2 separate regions of the Homo sapiens genome follow, and region 1 is linked to region 2. Evidence: chromatin loops called from intact Hi-C (ENCODE). Cell type or tissue: IMR-90. All regions are shown on one strand. Links, peaks and the distances in the headings refer to the core of each region. The heading gives the core; the rest is flanking DNA.

What was found. Peaks named below come from ENCODE experiments on the same cell type or tissue, not always from the same donor. Only the 100,000 strongest peaks of a DNase experiment are listed, where the experiment ranks them.
Region 1: it touches region 2 in a loop (10-fold over the local background); 15 of 110 quality-filtered maps call a loop at or near these places.

Annotation. Positions count from the first base shown.
Region 1 is chr6:81,237,937-81,246,565 of GRCh38, forward strand. No RefSeq gene overlaps it. Among named protein-coding and RNA genes, the nearest start is that of TENT5A, 510 kb to the right of the region's middle. In IMR-90, for the core only: a CTCF peak has its summit at 3,975; no DNase peak of the experiment used is centred there.
Region 2 is chr6:81,462,102-81,470,730 of GRCh38, forward strand. The region is part of intron 4 of LOC105377871 (a long non-coding RNA gene); the gene reads right to left. Among named protein-coding and RNA genes, the nearest start is that of TENT5A, 290 kb to the right of the region's middle. In IMR-90, for the core only: a CTCF peak has its summit at 3,946 (motif pointing left); no DNase peak of the experiment used is centred there.

The sequences.
Region 1 (8,629 bases), core at 154-8,153, 220 kb before region 2:
ACAATGCAGCATCCCTGGTAGCTGTGCCGAAATGTGCCTTTTGGGGATGGGATTATACCTGCTGAAGATACGTGCCTGCATTACAGAAAGCATGTGGCAGTGAATATGTTCCTTAAATGGCCTTGCTTAATGCTTTTCCTGCCATGAAGTATCTTAGCAAGTAGGATGGTGGAAAAGCAAACAAACAAAAAGTACAGTCAGTTGTTAATTATAAAGCTTAAGAAAAGGCATTTCATGTATGGTATTGATTTTTTCCTCAAACCATAAAGACAAAATTTATCATATTTTACCGACAAAGACGACCTTTTTAGAAGTCCAAACTTTCTTGAAAGGAAAAAAAATGGCTCTGAAAAAAATAATTTTTATTTTATATAAAAACCTTTGTCCATCTCTGAGATTAAGAATAAATGTATCAGAGTTGAGAAGGTGGATTCAGGTTGACACATGGAATGCATAACAGCAGGCACTCTAAATTAAAGATAGCTGTCTTGGCAATGGAATTAGTATGATGCAAGATAAACACCAAAGCTTTTAAGGATGCCTTCTTTTTTGTTTTTTTGGAAAAATTTCCTTTTGTCAAAATGGTGCACTCCTAATTAAACACTGGCAAACAAGGTCATTCAAGGCAGCATGGTATTGGAATGAGGCTATGAGTAATAAAATGCTATCTTTTATCAAAATTTCAAGTTATCAGATTCAAATAAACATAATTCTGTTAGACAAAGTGCAGGTCAAAATATAACACTGATTAGAGATAATTAATTCCCCATGGAAAATACTTCAGAAGATGCCAAAGTGCTTGTATTTGTACTCTATAAAGAAGTCAATAATTCTTCATGTTTTCAATGCCTATGTTAATTGGAATTGCAGTTTAACATAAAGTTACTAATTAATTGTCCAGTGTTTATGCAATATTAATGTAACACTGCTTATTTCATTATGAATATTTATATATCAAATTTATGAAAACATATTACTAGTAGGTTGAAAAGCCTAATATGTCATGGCTGCAACATGGTCGAGATGTTGTCCACTTAGAGATGTTTGATTTTATTGAGTTAGTAGAAATAATAATGCTTCTCAAATATATAACATTGAAAGACATGTTTTCCACTATAATAGCAAGACCACATCAACTAAAACCATATGAAAACTACTAAAAAATCTTCTGTCAGAAGATGGAATCATACAAATAATGAATTATAATCTTCAGAATATATTTAACTGTAGTCTGGAAAAGTAGGTGAAAATTTTAAAAGTTAGACTTGAGATATATAATACTGGAGATGAACTATTTTTATATGTAACCATGCTTCTAATTTTCAAATATACAGAATATAAAAATTGAAATGTATAGACAATCTGAATTGATAGATACTATATAACAAACTTAAAATTCAGATATTATTTAACTATGTAACAGGTTTTTATCACCTAGATGTTACCTTAACCAAATGATCAACTTAACATCACCAATCATGGGTTAAGTTGATATCAGGTGCTTCTTAAATTAATGAGCTGAGAAAAACACAATATTACTTTGCTTGTGTTTCTGCCAAAAATGTTGAGCCTGATTCTAATCATGAGAAAATAATTAGATAAATCCAAACAGCAAAGCAAGTGGTCTAGAGTCTTCAAAATATCAATGTCATAAAGCATGAAGGACTTTTTTTAAAATTTTATTTTATTATTATTATACTTTAAGTTTTAGGGTACATGTGCACAATGTGCAGGTTTGTTACATATGTATACATGTGCCATGTTGGTGTGCTGCACCCATTAACTCGTCATTTAGCATTAGATATATCTCCTAATACTATCCCTCCCCCCTCCCCCCACCCCACAACAGTCCCCAGAGTGTGATGTTCCCCTTCCTGTGTCCATGTGTTCTCATTGTTCAATTCCCACCTATGAGTGAGAACATGCGGTGTTTGGTTTTTTGTCCTTGCCATAGTTTGCTGAGGATAGTTTCCAGTTTCATCCATGTCCCTACAAAGGACATGAACTCTTCATTTTTTATGGCTACATAGTATTCCATGGTGTATATGTGCCACATTTTCTTAATCCAGTCTATCGTTGTTGGACATTTGGGTTGGTTCCAAGTCTTTGCTATTGTGAATAGTGCCGCAATAAATATACGTGTGCATGTGTCTTTATAGCAGCATGATTTATAATCCTTTGGGTGTATACCCAGTAATGGCATGGCTGGGTCAAATGGTATTTCTAGTTCTAGATCCCTGAGGAATTGCCACACTGACTTCCACAATGGTTGTAAAAAGAGTAAACTTGGGCCGGGCGCAGTGGCTCACGCCTGTAATCACAGTACTTTGGGAGGCTGAGGCAGGTGGATCACGAGGTCAGGAGATCGAGACCATCCTTGCTAACATGGTGAAATAATCCCGTCTCTACTAAAAATACAAAAAATTAGCCGGCGTGGTGGCGGGCGCCTGTAATCCCACCTACTCGGGAGGCTGAGGAAGGAGAATGGCATGAAACTGGGAGGCGGAACTCGCAGTGAGCCGAGATCGTGCCACTGCACTCCAGCCTGGGCGACAGACAGAGAATTTACTAGATGCAAAAGAATGAAAATGAGAGAGAAAGAGGGAAAGAAAATGTGGCAAAATATTAGAAATTGATAACTCTTGATGAAAGAAGATATATATTTAGTGTACGTTTCTTGCAATTGTAATGCAAATTCAAAATTTTTCAAAATAAAAACTTTTTGAGGAAATGGGATATTTTCTGGCTTACATAATTCATATACTCAACAAACCTCTATGGCTTAAAAGACTTGATGAGAAAATAACCTGAGCTGTAATAAAGGAATGAGGATGAAGGGAGAAGTATAACATAGTAGGTCTGGGATGAGGATCCCTGATTCTAATTCAGGTTGACCAGCTGACAGGTCATGACCAATCATTTCATATTTCTTGGCATCAGATTGTTCATTTGTAGCATGATAGAACTGAACCAAGATGAGCTCAGAAGTCACATATAATTTAGAGCCAATGGTGTTTAGAGACAGAATGACAGGAAAGAGACAATCCTAATTAAAAAGAACTTGAACATAATCAATAATCCACGATGGATACTTGGAACTATACTTCTTTTGGAAAATGCTAGAATCTGGGCAATTAGCAGGACTGTTTAGTGCTTAATATTCCAACGAACTTTGATGTTCTTACTCTTCACTATGATTCTTCAAGGAAAAGCAAACACTGGACTTGGAACATTATCAACCTCACTAAATTATTACTGCTAGCATCTGGTAGAGTACCTCGTGCTGAAGGAATTTCTACAGAAATGTAAAAGTTAAAAAATGAGCAAATTGCCTAATGATTGATGTGCTCAACAATCCACATATGGAAGGAGGAACACATTTTATAGCCTTGAAAAAGCACATCAGTTATATGTTTGCACAGGCACATAAACTGTGCTGCTGTGCACGTCATTGAGGTTTTTTAAAAAAATCTATTGTAGGAAAGATATTTAACATAGAGTAAACTTCGTCCAACAGATCACAGATTAATCCCTGGCTCAGGATTCTTAATAGAATACTAGGGAAATTTCTTTGTTATGTTCATTTTATTATGTTTATTAAAGCAGTTTTTGGAAAAGTTGAAAAGGCTGGTTGTCTTAAGACACACTGAAGTACTGTAATTACCAGGAGAATAAGAGAACATGAGATCCAGAAAAAAGGAGACATGCTGATTTATCATAAAAATATGGTAATTCCAATGTGGTTATTTTCATTGGAATGACATCTCAATGCATATGAAGTCAAGGACACGCTTCTTTCCTGAGACTTGAGATCCTTCCAGTTTAGTCTCATTCTTTATATAAAGCATAAAATTCTTATACCTGACACTATGAATTTATTATACTGTTAGCATTTCCTGGACAAATATTGTTTCCTCTCATATTTGTGTCTTTGGCAAATTAGTAAGGTTATAATACCATCTCCAAGGATCATTCCCCTAGGAGGCAGTATAGTGCAGTGTTTAAGAGGATAGAGTCAGAAAATCAGTTTTTGAGCTTTGAGTTGTAGGAGTTTCTTACATAATCCCGCTAAGCCCTAGGCTTTTCATTTAAAAAAATTGATATAACAATAGTTTTTATAGCATACATTTATTAATATGATTAAATGAGAGAATTTACATACAGCAATTTGCACAGAGACTACCCCAGAGCAAAAACACTTTCTTCACAATTCCCCTCCTATTATTTTCATATTTTATTTGTTCTTTTGTGGTGCCTATCACATTCTTGCAAGAGCCGTGCAGTCCTCATCATTAAATTATAAATTTCCTGTGAACAGGTAAAGTATGTTACCCATTTTTTTATCTACAGAACAACAAAAGTAGAATATACAATAGAGGTTTTTAGTAAATGTTTGTTTAAATGACTTGAGTCATTGAAATTTTAACACAAATACTTTATCTTATCTTTTGGTATTAATGCAGAATCTACTGAATCTACTATATTAACACTGAATATTCTAAAAAAATATTCAAGTTTCAGCACATTGACATAAAAGCAAATTATTTTTTGAGACTATTTAATACTTTCCCTACATTCTTGATATTCTATGTTGCTGTAGTTCAAATTACAGCAAACTACAACTTTATTGGCTCTGGTGCTCCATAATTTGATTCACCTTATGACTGAAGAGCTACTTTTAAATTTCCTTTGAGACATCCAGCCTTTCACCCATTCACCCATTCTGTAAAAATTTAAAAAAAAATGCCCACCAGGAAAGCCCTGACTTCCCATGATTTACTGATTTCTATGATTCATCTTAGAGATTCCGATCATTTAAATTAATTTTGTGAATCAGGCTGTGTATTCTGTGCTGTGAAAATAAAAACCTAATGTTCCACAACTGACTCAGTTAAAAATGACAATCAACAGAAAAACCCACACAAAGTCACCCAAAAGTTCAGCTTAGTCATCAAACCATGTTTGCTGAGAGAAGTTAAAATTTAAATTTATTTTCCAACATGATTATTCCTAAATTTTGCAGTTTTCAGAAACAGAAACTTTTAACATAGTAAATATGATAAAGGCAACATTTTTGCCTTTATGCACCGTTTCTTTTTTTTTCTTTTTTGGACAAAAAGTTTGTAAAATGCATAATCTAGCTGTATCACATACAATTGAATTATATAGTATCTCCCTCTACTTCCATGTATGGGCTGTCTCCACTTAGGATTATTTACCCATGTTATTTCCCCTAAACACCCTATTCTTTTTCCACCTTTCTACTTTTGCGCAAACTGAATCCTCCATCTAAAAGTTGTTTCTTAACTTCAGAATTCTCTTTCCACCATTACATATTCTTTAAGACCTAGCTGTGGTTCAAGTTGTCTCTCACTGTTATCATTTTTCAGCTAATGTATTATTCAATATTAATGTTTCCTTATTTACATAAATATGCTCTGCTTCAATCCCATTACTGGGTATATACCTAAAAGATTATAAATCATTCTCCTATAAAGACACATGCACACATATGTTTATTGTGGCACTATTCACAATAGCAAAGACTTGGAACCAACCCAAATGCCCATCAATGATAGACTGGATAAAGAAAGTGTGGCACATATACACCATGGAATACTATGCAGCCATAAAAAAGGATGAGTTCATGGTCTTTGCAGGGACATGGATGAAGCTGGAAACCATCATTCTCAGCAAACTAGCACAAGAACAGAGAACCAAACACCGCATGTTCTCACTCATAAGTGGGAGTTGAACAATTAGAACACACGGACACAGGGAGGGGAACATCATACACTGGGGCCTGTCAGGGGTTAGGGGGCTACGGGAGGGAGAGCATTAGGAGAAATACCTAATGTAGATGAATGGTTGAGAGGTGCAGCAAACCACCATGGCATGTGTATACCTCTGTAACAAACCTGCACGTTCTGCACGTGTACCCCAGAATTTAAAGTATAATTTTAAAAAATGTTCTGCTTCTGCTGTAAGAATATAAGCAGGCTCAAATCATTAATGTTTTTCCTTCACAGTACCTACCTGAGGAACATGAGCTGACTTTGTGTGAAATGCTTTCTAGTGCAAGCACATAGAGTATCTATGTATACACAGAAAGAAAAGTGCTTTGTAGATTCTGGTCAAGCTTAAAATAGAATGACAGGTTTGCATAGAATAGAATTATAGGCTCATAAGACTGTTATCTTATAGAAATGAAACAAGGTAGTGAAATTGAGAATGCTTTTGCTTGGCTTTCCCTCTGCACATAGATTTCTGATGATAAATTTCTTTCTTTTGATTATAAGAGCATGGAGATGACAAGGCACGTTATAAATAATCAAAGACATGACTTTATAGCTTTACATAGAGGAGCATAAATAATATCTGCATTAACAAAATATGCAAAATTCTTGAGACCAAAGATAATCATATGTGGTGAACGGGTTCTGCGTTTGTTGGTTGAAATCTCATTGTTAACTTTTTGCATTTATTGGCTGAAACTTTCTTGTTAACTTTTTAATTTTTCTGTCATAGTTAAACATTTAACCATCTGACAAAAAGGGAAACACATTTATGCTCATTTGTAACACTGTTTGATTCTTCCTAATACTGTGTAAGTTATGCTTTTTGAATTTGTCAGAATTCTATTTTAGATGCCATAATTTATTTAATAATTCATTTTCTACAAGTGAAAATTATATCTTTAAAAAATCCCTCCCAAATAAAGGAAAAACCAAATCTTTAGGAATCTTAATTATAAATTTAATTTTTTTCATGATTACGTGTATGAGATGTGCCTTGTAATTAGAACTCATATTGCTATTTAAGTAAAGCAATTAAAGTTTGTTTGTATGTATGCTAATAAATGAGGCCAATGAATACAATCATGAAATTTATGTATTTTATTTGAATGTTTTGTATTAATGCTAGGATGAAATACTACCAATAATAGGTAGAAATTTGAGAGGATTCTACTTTTGAAAGAAGAAAACTGTACTGGATGAACTCCACATTTATAGTTTTTCCCCAGAGGACCAGCCACAGTCCATGTAGTGCAGTTTGATTAGCACTCAGGGAGACAGCCATGCTTTTATGGCTTGAGCCATCAGAGAATGGATTTTAGATCTCCCAGTAAAACCTGAATTGGAGAAGAAATATTCAGATGAGATGAGAGCCACAAGGTAGGAAACCCCCATATCTGCATATTAACTCCCATGAACGCTGGCTGAATTGAATGCGTGTTTATAGTAGTGGAGGAGGAACTTCAAATAACCCATTGAAAAGCAGTTGAAAGACTAAAAAGGCAGAGTAAAGATTGGAGTTTTAAGTTTAAGTCCTGCATTTTTAGATGGTCTTGATAAATAAATATTACATTCCATTTAAATTTAGGCATTACTACACTGTACAAATGAAGACATACCAGGACAAAGAGATTCATCCTAAAACCAAGAAAACCAAATAGATATATTATCCAAAAGTTCAAAGTAATTAGACATTAATTTCTCTGCTTTCTAGAACTGACATCAACACTCTTCATGAAGATAATAAAATCCAAATCATTGTAAACATATTCCGAACATCTGTTATCTACAATAAAAATAATCAAATTAGAGAAAATAAAGGAAGAATGCATAAATTACCAGTATCAAGAATGAGAGAGAGGATATTAGTGCTGATACTAATGACAATAAAAGTATAATAAGGGAATATTATGAACCACTATATAAAAATAAATTTTAACAACTTGTAGAAAGTGGATAAAATTTCTCTAAAAATGAAACTTTAGTGTTACTAAAGGTAACAGCAAGAGATATAGAAAATTTGTTAATAAATTTATTTTTTACCAAAATTAATGAAATGATATAGAAGTCTAAATTCTGTACCTACCTATAAAATATATTGCATTCATTTTTTTTTTTTTTTTTTTTTTTTTTTTTTTTTTGAGATGGAGTCTCGCTCTGTCACCCAGGCTGGAGTGCAGTGGCGCGATCTCGGCTCACTGCAAGCTCCGCCTATTGCATTCATTTTTAAAACTATCCCACAAATAAAGTTTAGATCAAGAGGACTTAGTAAATTCTACAAATATTTAAGCTTTCATCAATAGAACATTGGTAAATTCTACAAATTTTTAAGTAAGAAGTAATAGTTTTACAAAACTGTTTTGTAAAATAAAAGAGAGCACATCACGAATCTTTCATGAGTATAGAATTGCCCTAATTCAAAAGTCTGCCAGTATTATGAGAAATAAAGGTGAATATAATAATGTGAGTTTACGTTCCTGTTGTAATGTTGTTAGCTAGTTACTTTGTAGTCTGAATTATGTAATTGCTTTATAGGATCTGTAAGCTTTCTACTTACATTTGCTTTTATGATGGGCAAGTATCATTCTTCTATTTCTATATTTAAAACTTCTTTGACATTTCTTGTAGGGCGAGTCTAGTGATGACAAATTCCCTTAGTATTTGTTTGTCTTGGAAAGACTTTATTTCTGCTTCATTTATGAAGCTTAATTGGGCAGAATTTAAATTCTTGGTTGGCATTTTTTTTTCTTTAAGAAGGCTGAAAATAGGCCCTCAGTGTTGTCAAGAATCTGAAGAAAAGTGAATGGTTATACACTGTTGGTGGGAATGTAAAT
Region 2 (8,629 bases), core at 363-8,362:
ATATTTGTTCTTTTTGCTTAGTATTGCTTTGGCTATGTAGGCTCTATTTTGGTTCTGTATGAATTTTTTTATTTTTTTTCTGTTTTTGCGAAGAATGATGATGGTATTTTGGTGAGGACTGCATTGAATCTGTATATTGCTTTTGGCAGTATGGTCATTTTCACAATATTGATTCTACCCATCCATGAACATGGGATGGGATACAGCAAAAGTGGTGCTAAGAGGAAAGTTCATAGCTTTAAATGCCTACATCAAAAAGTCTGAAAGAGCACAAATAGACATCTTAGGTCACACCTCAAGGAACTGGAGAAACAAGAACAAACCAAACCCAAACCCAGCAGAAAAGAAGAAATAACAAAGATCAGAGCAGAACTAAATGAAATGGAAACAAACAAAAAAAAAGATAAATGAAACAAAAAGTGCGTTGTTTGAAAAGATAAAGAAGATTGATAGACCATTAGTGAGATTAACCAAGAAAAGAAGAGAGAAGATCCAAATAAACTCAATTAAAAATGAAACAAGAGATATTATAACCAATACCACAGAAATACAAAAGATCATTCAAGGCTACTATGAACATCTTTATACACACAAACTAGAAAATCTAGAGGAGTTGGATAAATTTTTGGTAATATATAACCTTATAGATTAAATCAGGAAAAATTGGAAACTCTTTACTGGCTAATAACAAGTAGCAAGATTGAAATAATAATAAAAAAATTGCCAACAAAAAAAGTCCAGGACCAGATGGATTCACAGCTGAATTCTATCAGACATTTAAAGAAGAATTGGTATACTTCCTACTGAAATTATTCCAAAAGATAGAGAAAGGAAATCCTCTCTAAATCATTCTATGAAGCCAGTATCACCCTAATACCAAAACCAGGAAAGGACATAACAAAAAAAGAAAACTACAGACCAATATCCCTGATGACCATAGATACAAAAATCCTCAACAAAGTACTAGCTAACCAAATCCAACAGCATATCCAAAAGATAATACATCATTATCAAGTGAGTTTCATACCAGGAATATAGGGATGGTTTAACATACACAAATTAATAAATGTGATACATCATATAAACAGAATTAAAAACAAAAATTGCATGATCATCTCAACAGATGCAGAAAAAGCATTTCATAAAATCCAGCACCCATTTACGATAACCCTCAGAAAAATTGGCATAGAAGGGACATACCTCAAAGTAATAAAAGCCATCTAAGACAAACCCAGAGCCAACATCAAACTGAACTGGAAAAAGGTGAAAGCATTCCCCCTGATAATTGGAACAAGCCAAGGATGTCCACTTTCACCACTTCTATTCAACACAGTACTAGAAGTCCTAGCCAGAGCAATCAGAGAGAAGCAAAAAATACAGGGCATGCAAATCAGAAAGGAGAAAGTTAAACTGTTGCTTCTAGCCAATATGATCATATACCTAGAAAACCCTAAAGACTCATCCAGGAAGCTCCCAGATCTGATAAATGAATTCAGTAAAGTTTCAGCATACAAAATAGTGTACACAAATTAGTAGCACTGTTATATACCAACAATGACCGAGCTGAGAATCAAATTAAGAATTCAATCCCTTTTACAAAAGCTACAAAAAAATAAAATAAAATACTTAGGAATATATTTAGCCAAGGAGGTGAAAAATCTCTGCAAGTAAAACTATAAAACACTGGTGAAAGAAATCATAGAGTCCATATTCCTTACTGGCTTCCAAGGAATGCTGTAGCTATTTTCTACAGACCATACTTTCAGTAGCAAATACATAAATATGGTCTCATGATTAAAATGTGGTCAGGTTTCTTTCAAAAGTTATATAAAAGGTAATACTGATATAGAGGTATTCAACACACAGTCATTTATAATAGTGAAAACCTAGAAATATTCTAAATGCCTAACAACAGAGCTAATTTGAAGGGATAATATTTGATATAACAGTATATTTTCAGAGTTTTAAATTTCATGGAAAAATCACTAAAATATACAAAGAAAAACTATGTTATGAAATTATACACAAACTATACAGGAATACCCCAATTACATTAAGATGGATAAAAATAGACTAAATGTGATGCAGAATGTTTACTGTGATTATGACAGATTTTGTGATTTTGAGCAAATTTAATTTCTTTATAGATTTTTGTATTTTTTATTTTATATATTTAATACTTTTGCCTTTATAATAAGATAAAATTTACTAAGCAAAATAATGTGTTGTATCTGATCACATATGCCTTTCTAATATTTGTGTCAGGGCACACTACAAGATTTAATCCCCATTAGTTTAAACTTGAAATTCCTTAGTTTATCAAAAAAAATTTTAATAAAGATTTATATGTGTATTTCCCACATCTTATGATGAATTTCATGTCCTCATTGCTCCTTATGTATATGCAGAGTAGTACCTTCTTTAATTTGTCCAAAAAGCAACATAGCTCTGTCTCTCTCTCTATATATATATATATATGTATACATATGTATATATAAAATACATATCACACACATATGTATATATAAAATCATGTATAATGATGAAGCTGTACTTATCCTAGAGATGCAGGTTGGTTTAGTATTTTTAAAAACATAATAAAATGATGTGATTCTCCATGAGATAGGGTCTAACAAGTCAAATTCCCTAACACCATGACAAATTACTTGTAATTTTTAAGTAAAAGCCTTCACTCCTCCCCTCCACTAATCCGTGTTAAAATCGCCTCAAAATCCTTCTCCTTATCCACTAAGGATTCATTCAATAAAATAGAACACATGTTCCCTAGGAAATTAAACTTATAGAGAATAAACTGACAACGTCCACTTTGAGTCTTAAATCCATGTGAAAGTTGTACGCAAAAATATGTGAATGGATGAGTTGTCAGCTGGCTCATTAGAAAACGGATCTTTCTAAAGACATTTGGAATGGAACGAAGGATTTATCCTCTCAAGAGTGTGCTACCAGGTGTGGTAAAGATCTATCCAAGGCAAAGAACAACTTTAATTAAGATAAATCCTTTCTAGAGCAGAAAACACTAGGGATCTCCCTGTTGGGATACCAAAAACTTCAACCAAACTTGTTTTTTTGTGTGTATTTGTCTGGAGAACTGCTTAGCTCAATCATACTCAGTCTTTTGACACCACCAAAGAATTTTAGTCTGATGCTTTTACTCTGATGCCCACAAGTACTCCATCCAATGCTGTGACAAACTAATACTCAATCCTGACTACGTATAAAAATTACCTGCTGAACTTTAAAAAAATATTTGATGTTTGGCACTATTTAGAAAAACTGAATTAAGTCTCTGAACATGGATTCAGGACATAGTCATTTTTATAAATAGTGGCCAGAGAATTCAAACCTGTAGCGAGGGTTGAATTTCACTGTAATAACCCACCAACTTGGCTCACCATTGCCTTGAACAAATTCGAGCACCTTAAGGTACTGACATTTTAATAATGATCAAAAATTTAAGCCAAGTTAATAGGATTTCAGGCACCAGTTATAGCCCAAAGAGAAAGAAGGGGAATAGAAGGAAGGGTAAAACATAATTTTGAAAAAAGTAGTAACTCCTGCCTATAAACATAGGCAAAATACATGGTCCTCTTCTTATCTATTTATAATGGTGATTCTCTCTTATTTTAGAGTTCTAGAACTGTAAAATCCATTTGGTCCAAACTCAATAAGTATATGACTTTCTATTCTATCTGAATTTTTCAGACAGACTGGGACTATGCTATGCTGACCAGAAAGTCTAAGACTACAGTTAGAGGGGTATATGTTTGTGACATACATTGTCCCAAATTTCCAAGAAAAAGTATCAAGTTGACAGCATAAGCATTTTAATCCTGTCAGGTATTTTCCCCTGTTCTGTCAAATCTAACCCAGATGCCCTACAACCTTCAATTTTCCACCCACAGACAATCATCTTTTTAGCTTGCCCTCTGGTGGCCACTATTTCCTTCCCAAAGCTACACTTTTTTTTCCCCTCCATTCAACTTCATTTCACTAGAGGATTTACCAATAAAATTCAAGATTTCCAGTTAAATTTGATTTTCAGATAAAGAACAAATAATTTTGGACATACTTTCATTTAAACATTATTTATTGCTTATCTGATATTCAAATTTAATATGGGCATCTTGTTTTGTTTTTGTTTTTGTTTTGTGTTGTGCTGCTGAATCTGGCAATCATATAGCAAATATATGCTGAAATGCAGTGAAACATTTGAAAAATTTGCTTGGCATTGGAACTATGGCAGTATTATCAGACCTCAAATTAAATTTACAATCAAACCAAGAAAAGAAGACTCCCAATTTTTAAATTTTTAATTATGAGGGAAAAATGGATAATCAAGCAATCTTGATGAAAATCTCTCTTAGCATTTAGAAGATCAATTAAAGAAAAAAATGGATTTGCAAACATTATTATCAATATGACTTTTTTATTCAATGTTCTTGTAAATTACTTTTTCGTTCAGTAAAAATTTTGTGGATTAAATGCAAAAGTTACAGGTTAATCAGTGATATTTACTTTTAAAGTTAAAATACAGGGAAAAGAAGACTATAAAAATGACATTTTATTTTACATCACCTTGTTGTCTACATGGACATAGAATTTTCAGAAGTTTTATCTGTAGTCATTTTGAGCCCACAGGTTTTAATTATTTTATTAAATAACTTACCTAATAATTAGGAGTTTAGGCCGTTAGCTTTTTTCAGTTTTACTATTTTTTTCTATAATTTCAGGTCTGTCTTTTAGTGAGAGATAGGAATTCCTAATAAGATGTTAAGTTACATGATGGTGTAAAGTTGTCATTCACTTCCTCCATCTCCAGCCCCCATAGTACTGGAAACCTCCTGCCTACCCAAGAAGTACTATAGTGGATTGCATAGAAGGTGTGGGACTTTTAAAAATGGTAAAGAGAAATTTCAACATTTCTTTATAATTAGATAAAAAGTGAGAGACATCATGCTAAGATTAGTCAGTCTTGGGCACCCAGTGAGCTAGGCAAAGACACACTTGTCATCTAAAACCAAAACCCCTAGAAGACAAGCATGTATAGTAAGATAGTTGTACAAAAATATTTATAGCAATGCTGTAACTGGAGAATAAACAGAACAAACCAAAACTGCAAATGCTAATAATCATTATCAGTATGATATATAAATAATTGTCATATAGTCATATACTGAAATACTATAAAACAATTAAAATGTACCACTGTGGCAAAGAGTGATAAGCAAGGAGGATATGCATGTGTAGTGGAAAGCAGTATATGAAAAATATCTGTACCTTCCTCAACTTTGCCATAAATCTAAAACTGCTCTAAATCATAAAGTGTATTAAACAGAAATAAATAGTAATAAATGAATGTTTATACACATAATAACACAGGCATAATATTGACTAAAGATAAGCAAGACACATAGCATAAGATATTGTTCACCTTCACAAATAATTTAGTAAAACTACATGGAGACAAGGAATGAAAAATACAAAATCCAGATGGCAACTACTTCTTAGGAAAAAAAAACAAACAACAAGACGTAACTGTAGAAGGAAACACATCAAGTTTTAATTTAGTGGTAATAGTCTCTTTATTAATGTGGGTATTGGTGGTCACTCTATCATGATTTTTCATACCATCCATATACTTTAAAAATACTTTTATTATCACATCAATGTACATTTTAAAAAAGAATAAGCAAACTTCCTCATCTCAGATTATTTTTTGCTATTTGAACATATATATATAAAACATATATAATATATATATGTTATATATAACATAACATATATTATATATAACATATATTATATTTAATATATATATTATATATGTTATATTATATATGTTATATTATATATGTTATATTATATATGTTCTATATATTATGTATGTTCTATATATTATATATGTTATATATATAACATATTATAATTTATTATATATGTTCTATATATGATATATCATATATAATATATATGATATATAATATATAATATATGATATATAATATATGATATATAATATATAATATATGATATATAATATATATAATATATATGATATATAATATATATGATATATAATATATCATATATGCTATATAAATATATATAACATAACATATATGTTACATATAATATAACATATCATATATGTTACATATAATATAACATATCATATATGTTACATATAATATAACATATCATATATGTTACATATAATATAACATATCATATATGTTACATATAATATATATCATATATGTTACATATAATATATATCATATATGTTACATATAATATATATCATATATGTTACATATAATATAACATATCATATATGTTACATATAATATAACATATCATGTGTTACATGTAATATATATCATATATGTTACATATAATATATATCATATATGTTACATATAATATATATCATATATGTTACATATAATATATATCATATATGTTACATATACTATATATCATATATGTTACATATAATATATATCATATATGTTACATATAATATATATCATATATGTTACATATAATATATATCATATATATAAAATTTCAAGTTGGGTTATTTAAGTTTATTTTAGGAAATATGTTTAAATCACAGATTCTATAGCTCTATTTAGACTGTTTTCAATCACAACTTGAAAAATCCCAAAAATATATATTAAAATGTCAAGGATAAGTTAAAATTGTGTGAAAGACTGAAAAATAAATCTGCGGTTCTGCAGACACTGCTGCTGATACACAGACAAACAGGGTCTGGAGTGGACCTCTAGCAAATTCCAACAGACCTGCAGCTAAGGGTCCTGTCTGTTAGAAGAAAAACTAACAAACAGAAAGGACATCCACACCAAAAACCCATCTGTACATCACCATCATCAAAGACCAAAAGTAGATAAAACCACAAAGATGGGGAAAAATCAGAGCAGAAAAACTGGCAACTCTAAAAAGCAGAGTGCCTCTCCACCTCCAAAGGAAAGCAGTTCCTCACCAGCAATGGAACAAAGCTGGACAGAGAATGACTTTGACGAGTTGAGAGAAGAAGGCTTCAGATGATCTAACTACTCCGAGCTACAGGAGGAAATTCAAACCAAAGGCAAAGAAGTTGAAAACTGAAAAAAATTTAGACGAATGTATAACTAGAATAACGAATACAGAGAAGTGCTTAAAGGAGCTGATGGAGCTGAAAGCCAAGGCTTGAGAACCACGTGAAGAATGCAGAAGCCTCAGGAGCCGATGCGATCAACTGGAAGAAAGGGTAAAAGTGATGGAAGATGAAATGAATGAAATGAAGCGAGAAGGGAAGTTTAGAGAAAAAAGAATAAAAAGAAACGAACAAAGCCTCCAAGAAATATGGCACTATGTGAAAAGACCAAATCTGCCTCTGATTGGTGTACCTGAAAGTGATGGGGAGAATGGAACCAAGTTGCAAAACACTCTGTACGATATTATCCAGGAGAACTTTCCCAATCTAGCAAGGCAGGCCAACATTCAGATTCAGGAAATACAGAGAATGCCACAAAGATACTCCTCGAGAAGAGCAACTCCAAGCCACATAATTGTCAGATTCACCAAAGCTGAAATGAAGGAAAAAATGTTAAGGGCAGCCAGAGAGAAAGGTCGGGTTACCCACAAAGGGAAGCCCATCAGACTAACAGCGGATCCCTCGGCAGAAACTCTACAGGCAAGAAGAGAGTGGGGGCCAATATTCAACATTCTTGAAGTAAAGAATTTTCAACCCAGAATTTCATATCCAGCCAAACTAAGCTTCATAAGTGAAGGAGAAATAAAATACTTTACAGACAAGCAAATGCTGAGAGATTTTGTCACCACCAGGCCTGTCCTAAAAGACCTCCTGAAGGAAGCACTAAACATGGAAAGGCACAACCAGTACCAGCTGCTGCAAAATCATGCCAAAATGTAAAGACCATCGAGATTACGAAGAAACTGCATCAACTAATGAGCAAAATAACCAGCTAACATCATAATGACAGGATCAAATTCACACATAACAATATTAACTTTAAATGTAAATGGACTAAAGGCTCCAATCAAAACACACAGACTGGCAAATTGGATAAAGAGTCAAGACCCATCAGTGTGCTGTATTCAGGAAACCCACCTCACGTGCAGTGACACACATAGGCTCAAAATAAAGGGATGGAGGAAGATCTACCAAGCAAATGGAAAACAAAAAAAGGCAGGGGTTGCAATCCTAGTCTCTGATAAAACAGACTTTAAACCAACAAAGATCAAAAGAGACTAAGAAGGCCATTACATAATGGTAAAGGGATCAATTCAACAAGAAGAGCTAACTATCCTAAATATATATGCACCCAATACAGGAGCACTCAGATTCATAAAGCAAATCCTGAGTGACCTAAAAGAGACTTAGACTCCTACGCAATAATAATGGGAGACTTTAACACCCCACTGTCAACATTAGACAGATCCACGAGACAGAAAGTTAACAAGGATACCCAGGAATTGAACTCAGCTCTGCACCAAGTGGACCTAATAGACATCTACAGAACTCTCCACCCCAAATCAACAGAATATACATTTTTTTCAGCACCACACCACACCTATTCCA